2 separate regions of the Homo sapiens genome follow, and region 2 is linked to region 1. A link is a loop called in an ENCODE intact Hi-C map of the cell type or tissue named here. Cell type or tissue: endothelial cell of umbilical vein. All regions are shown on one strand.

Evidence for each region. A loop is a pair of places that touch in the nucleus more often than their neighbours do. Peaks named below come from ENCODE experiments on the same cell type or tissue, not always from the same donor. Only the 100,000 strongest peaks of a DNase experiment are listed, where the experiment ranks them.
Region 2: a loop joins it to region 1, with 2.9 times the contacts of the local background. A loop is called at or near these places in 4 of 110 quality-filtered maps.

Annotation. Positions count from the first base shown.
Region 1 is chr13:39,682,357-39,687,356 of GRCh38, forward strand. All of the region lies in intron 8 of COG6 (component of oligomeric golgi complex 6), which reads left to right. Among named protein-coding and RNA genes, the nearest start is that of MIR4305, 21 kb to the left of the region's middle. In endothelial cell of umbilical vein, no CTCF peak of the experiment used is centred here; a DNase peak (open chromatin) is centred at 2,425.
Region 2 is chr13:39,775,495-39,780,494 of GRCh38, forward strand. It overlaps a transcript of COG6 not described here. Among named protein-coding and RNA genes, the nearest start is that of MIR4305, 110 kb to the left of the region's middle. In endothelial cell of umbilical vein, a CTCF peak has its summit at 2,083; DNase peaks (open chromatin) are centred at 1,147 and 2,337; H3K27ac peaks cover 3,698 bases.

The DNA of each region.
Region 1 (5,000 bases):
TTTGAGTAATATTTATAATAATTTACAACAATACTGTTCACCTTAACTTGAATTTGTTTCATGGGGTATCAGCTTATTTGAATTTTACATACTATAGAATACAATATGGAAAGAGAAACCAAAGTGTCTCTGTATCTAGACTACCTCTTACTTATATAGAGGTTCAGTGACTTTTCCCCTGTCGTCTCATTAACTCCCTTAGAATTGTAAGTAACTAAAACTCCTGTATGAATACTTCCCTACAGAGACTGAAGTCATATCAGTACTGAGAAATATGGTTATGCAGAGATGAAAAAAGAATATTTAATATCAAGGTAATCTGTTAATAGGATTTAGGAGGAGAGGGCCCAGGTCTTTGATCCTGTAATTGATGCCAAACAAGAGCTATGTGGTAATGTTTTGGATAAGAATTTAATGCATTTTGTATTTGTTGATATGTTTTTTATTATTTTATATTTTAATTTTATTCTTTTAATTTTTATAAAATAAAAGGTAAATACTTTCTTTAATGCCTGGAGTAGTATTAGCATAAGCTTTAGGTAGATGTAGGGGTTGATGATATTAATAATTCTGAAAACAGGAAACGAGGGGACTCTTACCAAGGTAGTGCATCCTGCTTTGAATCATCCCTTTCAGAATCTGTTTATACTATTTTTAGAGGACCTCCCCATTACTTTCTGATTGGAACACTACTTATCCTATCATCAGGTCACAGAACACAAATGCTGAACAGCTGTGTAAAATAATAACACCCCAGTGTTACTTACTGAGTACTATGTGTTAAGCACCATTTTAAATTCTAGAAACACAACGTCAGTAAAGCACTGCCCTCAAACTGCTTTATTTTATGGAACCAGAGATAAACAAACGCATTTTAATTGAATACACTAATTGATAGTCTAGAAGTCATGTGCCAGATGCTGTGTGGCTCAAGTATTCTGGTGTAGGGGAAAGAGATGAGCATCAGTGAAAGTTTCCTAAGGAATTAGGTATAAAGTGAGTTCTGAAGGCTGAATAGGCATTTTCCTAGAAGTAAAGGAAGAACAGTTTGCAGGTTGAGGGAACAGTAATGCAAAGATATACATTGAGAGATAATGCACCTTTGGGAAATTAATTGTAAAAGCTTGCACTGGCTATTGAATTAGGAGCAACAGCTGGATCATAATAGCCCTGAATGTTGTGCATATACATAAGATAAGTTAATGTTTACCATTGATCAGCAGCTTAACAGTTTATTCCTGCTTTAAAATTTCTTTCCCAACTTTTTCACTTTAACATATTGACATTAATTATGAGTCTTTTAGCACTTAAAACATTTGGCGTTTGATTTTAACAGCTGTTGCATTGTCTACAGATTAATATTTATTCACAAGGTTAATCTTTTATGTATTAAAAAAAAAAAGCCTTTCTGTGTTTTGGGCACCTTTGTTTGTTTTCAACAGCTGACTTCTGCCATGCAAATAAATTTTCACTGAGTTATAGTTCTTTATCAAAACTTGGAAAGGAGCAATATTAAATGGCTATAAGGTGGGTTCTTGAGTCAAATTTCTTTGAGAAGTCCGTGTACCTTTATAAGCTTGTTTCCTTAGCTGTAAAATGAGGATAATAATAGTGCCTATTTTACAGGGTTGATGTGAAGATTAAGTTAGATTGTTCACTTAAGGCACTTAGTGTAATGCTTGGTACATCACTAAATTTTAGATATTATTTTTATTTTGAGAGGAGATGACTAGAAAGTTTTCAACTAAGGAGGGATGTATCTGAGGGCTACATGGCAATCTGGGAAAAAGCTTGAAAGATAAAGAATGGAACTATAATAGGCAAAGAAGGTTTATCTGTGAAGGGCATATGCTAAGAAGCAGGGGGCAGTAATGGCAATTTGGAAGATTTTTTTTTTTTTTTTTTTTTTTTTGAGACGGAGTCTAGCTGTCGCCCAGGCTGGAGTGCAGTGACGCAATCTCGGCTCACTGCAGGCTCCGCCCCCTGGGGTTCACGCCATTCTCCTGCCTCAGCCTCCCGAGTAGCTGGGACTACAGGCGCCCGCCACCTCGCCCGGCTAATTTTTTGTATTTTTTAGTAGAGACGGGGTTTCACCGTGTTAGCCAGGATGGTCTCGATCTCCTGACCTCGTGATCCACCCGCCTCGGCCTCCCAAAGTGCTGGGATTACAGGCGTGAGCCACCGCGCCTGGCCAATTTGGAAGATTTTAAGACACATTTAGAAGTTGAGTAGGAAAGTAAGTTTTTAAGACCAGATGATTAGAACAAGATGAATGCTAAAAAAGAGAAAATTGGCCTTTCATTAAGTAATTATTTTCAAAGTGGTAGTTTCCTTACATTTAGGGAAAACTTAATAATGTATCATGTTAACCACCAGATGGCACTATATGAACTTAATAAGTAATGTATAAAAGTTTCACTGTCCATTATTGTGTCTCAAATAATGTAAGTATTATATACAAGAAAAATGTCAATTATTGAAATCCGTGGGGAAAGTTGCCATACTCAGTGTTTCTTATGTGGTGTATAACTGGAATGCTAATGCATTATTGACTTTTAATAATAAATCATGTACAATTATAAATGAAGTGAAAAAATTTGATAATTTATTTTCTTTGGTAAGCCTTTAGAATATAAGTTATTTTAAAATGTAGTAATACATACAATGCTGATTTTTCTTCCTTCTTTATGTATTTGTTGTGTTTCAAAGAGGCACTTCTTTACTATTATCTTTTAATTTGCTTTTTGATAAAAATTTTTCTTCTTTTAATTTGCTTTTTGACCAGAATTTCTTTAACTGTAGCTAAACACAATTTTTAAAATGAGACTTTTAATTTTAACTTGAGGTATTTGAGAATATTTACATAATTTGAACATTCACTCTGAAAAAGCTCCATTTTGATTTTTGATTATTGTTGGAAGAATGTCTGATTTTGGTCAAAGACTTTTTCTTCTGTCTCTGGGAAGGATGTTTCATGTCTAAAGATATTGAAGGTTCACGTGGCTTATGCTGTTTTTGCTTTAAATTATATTTGTTCTATAGGAGGATTGACATTAATATTAATGTTTATTGATATTTTATAGTATTGAACAGATGAAATTCCAGTGTTTGCCAGGCTTGGTAATTTACCCCCTATTTAAAATACACTGGATTTTAAGATTCACTGGATTCTGTTACAGCTGTCGTCCCAGTGGACAGTCCTAGAAACAAATTATGCTGTTTATTTTTAATATAGTTAGTAGGGTCTTGGGAATGAGGATTAGCTATATATACTTAAAAAGTTAAACGTTTGTGAATTTTATGCTGTGATAAGCAGTCATAAGTTCATTATTTCAGAGAATCAGGTGATCATTTAAAAGAAGGCATTCTTCACACTAAATGGATTAATAATTTAAGAGCATGAGGGAAAAAATAGCAATGAGCATTTTGGTTCTAATTTGTTTAAAAAATAGTAAATGCAAGGCAATTATGCAATTTAGCAAAACTTAGCTGGATATTGCACTTCCCCTTTTCTGTAGTATGTCACCACAGGGAATCTCAAAACCATTTCTTTTTAATGGAAGACAAACCCACAAAGAACCATAGTCTGGTTAATAGTAAACAGTCCTCAAAAAAGGTTCATATTCCTAAATATTTATAGCTATTTGCCAGTTCTACAGACTTTCTCTTTGATTTGGAAATAAACCGTCTTTCACATGTTTACCAAAATGTGGATTTTTCATCCAATTAACAGCATATGAAAGAAAGCTATGTAGCCTAAGATATTAATTATTTTGGGTATCTTGGGAAGTTTTGGTAATTTTTGTTTATATATAGGTTATTGACATAATTCTTAAAATTTAGTATGGTAGAATACTGTTTAGAGATTTAAAAGTTAGTCTAGAATCTGCTGACATCAAGACTGCTAAAATATATTTTGTTTTTCTTTATACTTTTAAAATGGAAAGAACTTTCAATTGAGGGATGGATGTCAGGAATGGTGGTGATAATGGAAAACAAGGCTGAGTCAAGTCAAAGAAATGGGCACTCCAGAGAGCTCCAGGCCATTTTTATAAATTGAATCCCAAATTGTCCTATTCCCCAGTTAAAAGCTTTCCTTCCCTACCAGTTCCTTCACCTTAGAAAGCCTTTCCATGCCTTTTCAATTATAATAGGTGACTTCTTAATACATGTTTTTTAAAAAGGTATTTGCTTGTATATGTGTTTGGTCAGTAAATTTAAGGAACATCTGTTATGTCTAATATTGGAGTCAAAATAAGCTTTTAAAGATGGATAGCAATTTTTGGAGCAAATTTTGGTGATAGATTGTGATAGTATGTGTAAAGAAGACTTTTTTAATGTAGAAGAGAAAAATGTCAATTTTGGGATTGCAGAATTCTTTTATTTTTTCTGAGACAGGGTCTTGCTCTGTGGCTCAGGCTGGAGTATAGTGGAGCAGTCACTGCTAACTGCAGCCTGAACCTCACGGGCTCAAGTGATCCCCCTACCTCAGCCTTCCGAGTAGCTGGGACTATAGGCATGCACCACCATGCCTGGCTATTTTTTTTTTTTAATAATGAGAAAGGGTTTCATTATTTTGCCCAGGCTGGTCTCAAACTCCTGGGCTCCAGTGACCACCTTCCTCGGCCTCCTAAAGTGCTAGGATTGCAGGTGTGAACCACCGCACCCAGCCTTGGATTTGCAGAGTTCTAATTATAATCAGTTTTTGAGAACTGTTATGGCTTTACGTAAAACAGTAGAGCATCATGTTTTAGACTGCAAATATGTATACTGAAATATACCGAAACCTAGTATAGTGAATATACTGAAACCTAAAAAGTTAAGTCTTCCCACCTTGGCTTGATTTTCCTACTTTTACTAAGTCCATTGCTTTATCCCTTATTACTGCTGCCTCTGCTTTAGTCCCAAATCCCAGCATTGTTTCTTAGGAGGGGTAAAAGTTTTTACTTTTTGATTGAATTTTCAATGAGCTGAAGTTATCTCTTAAATATTTTTTTCTT
Region 2 (5,000 bases), 93 kb after region 1:
TTTGACTTTCACTAGCCTTTGACCTTACTATACATCCTGGGTTTTGGTTTCCTCATCACTAAAACTGAGGGGGGTTGTACAGAAGGCTCCCTGCTCCCATTCACCCCTCACATCCTGTGACCTTGCTTGAGTGGCTCACAAAGCCCTAATAATGTAGTTCTTTTTCATGTAGTTTTACATTTTAATACAATACCGAAACAAATTAAAGCATCTGGAATCCAGCTACAGTAAAAGCTGGAAATATCCTAAAATAATCTTTCAGAGATACATCTGAAATTTTTTTTTTTTTTTTGAGACGGAGTTTTGCTCTTGTTGCCTAGGCTGGAGTGCAATGGTGCGATCTCGGCTCACTGCGACCTCTGCCTCCCAGGTTCAAGTGATTCTCCTACCTCAGCCTCCCAAGTAGCTGGGATTACAGGCATGTGCCACCACGCCTGGCTAATTTCATATTTTTAATAGAGATGGGGTTTCTCCATGTTGGTCAGTCTGGTCTCGAACTCCCCACCTCAGGTGATCCACCCGCCTTGGTCTCCCAAAGTGCTGGGATTACAGCTGTGAGCCACTGCACCCGGTCGAAAGTTTTGTTTTAGGCAAACTTCTGATCAGCAAAAAGCTGGAAAAACGTAACTATATTTTAAAAGATAAAGAAAACAACTACAAAAGAATAGTAGTATCAGCACTTTCCTTCCAGTGTTTGGCTTTGTTTCTAGGAACTCTGAGGTGAAAAAAAAGAGGCAGAGGAGGGAGGAGGAGTAGGCAGAAGGGGAGCAAGAGGATACAACTTGTGTGCTATGTGTGGTTGTTATTTTAAGGAAGTTTATTCTGACCAATTTTATCCAAAGAATAAATCAACAAACACCCAGAAGCAATCTGCCCTAAGTTTTTTATTTCCAATATAGACCTAATCAGAATAATCAGGTTTTGTCAAAAAAGTTTCCAGTAAAATAGCTGTCTCTGTCTTCTCCATTGTTATTGTTAGATATTAGCCCTTCTGATCTTGCACAGTCCCCTTGCCTGGTAACGTTAACTAAGTAAATATTAATACTGTACACTTTTCCTTTGGAAAATGAAGGAGAACAAATGGGAAAAGATGTAACAAATGTTCTGCAGCCCTGTTATAAATATTTTATGAATGAATCAGAGAAATTGAAGATGAAAAAAGCCCACTAATTCAGCCAGTACCCTGATGTCTACTGCTGTATTCTTTCAAGCGGTTTGTCTGGTCTGGTCTTTAGTGACTCAGGTTATAGGGAATTTACCACTTCTGTCGAAGCTGCTTTTGTAGTGGGGACTATCTAGCTGCTAGGAAAGTTTGTCAAATTCCCCTTGCTTTTGTTTAGTTTTCTCATTAGTCTCATTTGATTTTGTTTATTTAATTGCTTATTTTTAGTGTCTTTAGATTCTTAATTGATTTCTACGTGTCTTTTCTATTGCTTTCTTTTTTGTTCATTCAGCTTTTCTCTCTTTAGTTGTTACCAGGAAGAAACCAAAACAGCTTTTTGGCTTGTAGATAGGTGAGAAGTAACAATTGGTTCCATCACCAAATTAACAACAACACTTGCTACATCAAGTGTTAGGCTAACTACTTTGCATACATTATCTAATTTATTAAGCACCTTCTTTTTGCCAGACACTGAGAAGGCAAGGTTAAATATGACCCTGCCACTGTTGGCAGGGCCTTATAATGTAGTAGGGGAGATAAGCATTCAAATAGATAGTGTCAACACAGCATATTCAGTGTGTGGGGCTATTTTCAGAGTCATCCTGGAGCACAGAGGGGGGTGTCCACTCCAGCAGTGAAGAGCAAGGAACGAGGGCAGAGGTCAGGTGGCATGGGAGAGAGATACCCCAGGTGAGTTGACCCATAACCTGATTCCTGTAAGAATAAGAGTTAACTAGGTTAGAAGGGGGTGTGGAGCTGGAGAGGATAGCTACTTGGGAAACTACATAAAGTTTAATGTTATTAGGTTGAAAAATGTGAGAGTTGTTGGAAGATGAGGTAGGCCAGGAGAAGAAACCGGCCAGGTTTGTATTACTTGGTGGAAAACTTGAACTTTGCTTTGGATTTTAAGAACAGAAATAAGGCTGCCATGTGAAGAACACACAGGAGGGGCAGCAGAGAGACTGGCATCTTTCCTGGTGAGGGATCACCAGTGTTGCAATCGCAGAGTCAGGTTAGCTCTTCTTGGTTGGAGTATCTTTAAGGCCATCTGGTCTGACTCTAAATGACTAGGAAATTACTCATCATGTGCCTTCTAACTCTCTGAGTAGTTATTTCCATTTCCTTGATACTGAAAAAAGGGTAGTAGGGAATGTATGTTTGCTGCGGCCAGTGGGGTTATGTCAAATAATGGTTACTTACTGACAGCAGTCTAACAGTTTCTGGGAAGACTAATGTGCTCCTAACTGCATATGTGGGAGAGAAACAAGAACTACCCATTTACTGAATATCCACTCTGTGCAAAGCCCAGTGCCATGGGCATTAACATTCATGGTATCAGCAAGGTGGCAGCAAAGAGTCAATCTTCTGAGAGTTAAGCAGTCCTAATCAACACATTATAGGAAATAACTATGTGCAGAAGTTATCCTGTCTAAGAGATGAGTTACTTATATTTTCCTCCCAGCCTAAAAGGAATAGTTTATAAAAAATAGTTAATACTTGAGGTTGATAGATTTAATACATATCCAATTTGGGTAAAGTGACTATGGTGTATTCTCAGGACAGGAAGGACCCTAAAGGATGCTATAATCTGACTAATTATAATTGTAACAGGCTTCTCTGAAGTAATGTGTAATGGAAAGGTAGTGTCTGCCTAGAGCCTAGAAAAGGCAGCATAGGGCAAAAGGCCTTGACCAGCATTAATTCATAACAACCAATGAAAGAAGGGACTATGTAGCTCATGTGCATTATTGATTTCTAAGTGTCTAAAAACACATCAGAATTTGCTGCAGCTTAGATAAAACATTTACTGAACATGTATTGCCAGAATGTGAGCTTATTGATAATCTCCTTAGTATCAGGAGAGGATATAGCAGTAACGTGTAGATTCTGCCTTCAGACCCCCCTGGATTGGTATCTTGACTTTGCCACTTAGAAGCTGTATTAGTTATCTGTGAAAACAGAACAAATTATTCAAACTTAGTTATTTAAAACAATATTATTTCACAGTTTCTCTAAGTCAGAGATTCAGAAGTGGCATAGTTGGGCAGTTTTGCCTCAGGGGCTATCATGGTTGTTGTCATCTGAAGGCTTGACTGGGGCAGGAGGGGAGCCACTGCCAGGGTGGCTTATCCACATGGCTGACACGTTGGTCTGGTTTTGGTCCTCCCCTTGTGGGCCTCCACACAGGCTGCCTGAGAGTCTTCACCACATGATGCCTGGCTTCCTTGAAAGTGAGAAATCCATGAGAATGCCAGGTAGAAGGAGTAGTGTCTTACATCCTAGCCTAAGAAGCATATGCCCTCACTTCCACCATATGCTTTTTATTAGAATTGAGTCTCTAAGTCTGGTTCAAATCAAGGGAGAAGGAAAATTATACTCCACTTTTTGAAGAGAGGAGTGTCAAAAAATTTGCATGCTACTGTAAACTGTCACACTGCGTGACCTTGAGCAATCTATTTAAAAGCTTTATGCTCCAATTTTTTCACCAGTAAAATAGAAATGACATTAGTATCTGCTTTATAGAGTTGTAAGGATAAAATAAATCAATGTAAAGAGCTTAAAACAGTGCAGGGTGTATGGTAAGTGCTTTCAGTAAGATTAGCAATGATGCTGATTACTAATTCTATTCTAAGTCTGTTTGACCTGTGATAGAGCTAATCCAGAGACAAGAACAAAAGATGCTGGCATCAGTCACGTGTGTCTCTTAAATCGATCATTCCTATAAGCAACGGTGTTATCTCCACATCATCCTATTGGGCTTTGCAGAACCTGGATACTGTTTTGCCTAGGCTGCAGATCCAGGACAGGCAGCATGCATTCTTCTGTGTCACAAAGCCTTGTTTTTCTTTTCTCATCAGAGGAAGTGGTCTGGAAAAGTGCCAGCCAGGCTATGTGACTTCTCAGGTTCAACATCATGGAGATGAGAAAGACCAAATGGCACCCAGGGTCCTGCTGAAATCAGAGGCATAAATCTCAGCTGCAGGCATGAGGAGCAATTCAGGAACCCTTGAATAGATCCTTTCAGATTCTTAACGTGGCTTCATTGAACGAAGACCTCTCCAGGGTTCTGTCCTAAAGTCACCTCAGAAAGCTGTGTCTCTGACATCACAGGAAGGGGACCCAGGGCCAGAAATCACTTCAGCATCATTCACCTCAATTTCACCTCTGAGAATTGAGGTATCATGAACAAACGTTACAAGAATGCTCAAGAATCTGGCTACCAAATAGTCCATAGAGATATTATCCTAGATTAAATAAAATTAAGAAACATTTATTAGGCACCTACTCTAGGCAAGTCACAGTATTTCTTAAATTGGAAGAAACTTGCTGATGGATGAAGAATGAATAGAATTTTAACCCATGCAGGACTTAAAGAAAATAATTGCTATCTGCTCCAGTCAAAGTCCACAGTGACATTCCAAGAACATGTGTCAGGAAATTGACTGAGAAAAGAGTTTTGAATTTTTGACTTACAAATGCATTGAGTTCGAACTAGAAACCAAAATCTACTTTTTTGCCTACTTTTCTCAAGTACAGCCGTCACACCAACAAGCTTGCTTTCAAAAAGGGAAAAGAAGATGTTTGATAGGATCAGAATATCCCAACTCCTGATATCTGACCAAATTAAATTTAAATGTTCAGAACTTTGCTTTTGAATATATAAAGCAACATGATGGCTGGCACCAAGGAAGGCAAGACCACCAGTAGTCTAAATGTTACCCTCAGGCATGCATGCCCTGGCAGCTGACCCTTCCCTGAAAGAAATGTCCCTTCTATTCAAAGACAATGTCTGGGGTGAAGTAATTTATTAATTTATTAATACAAGAAGTAAAAAATA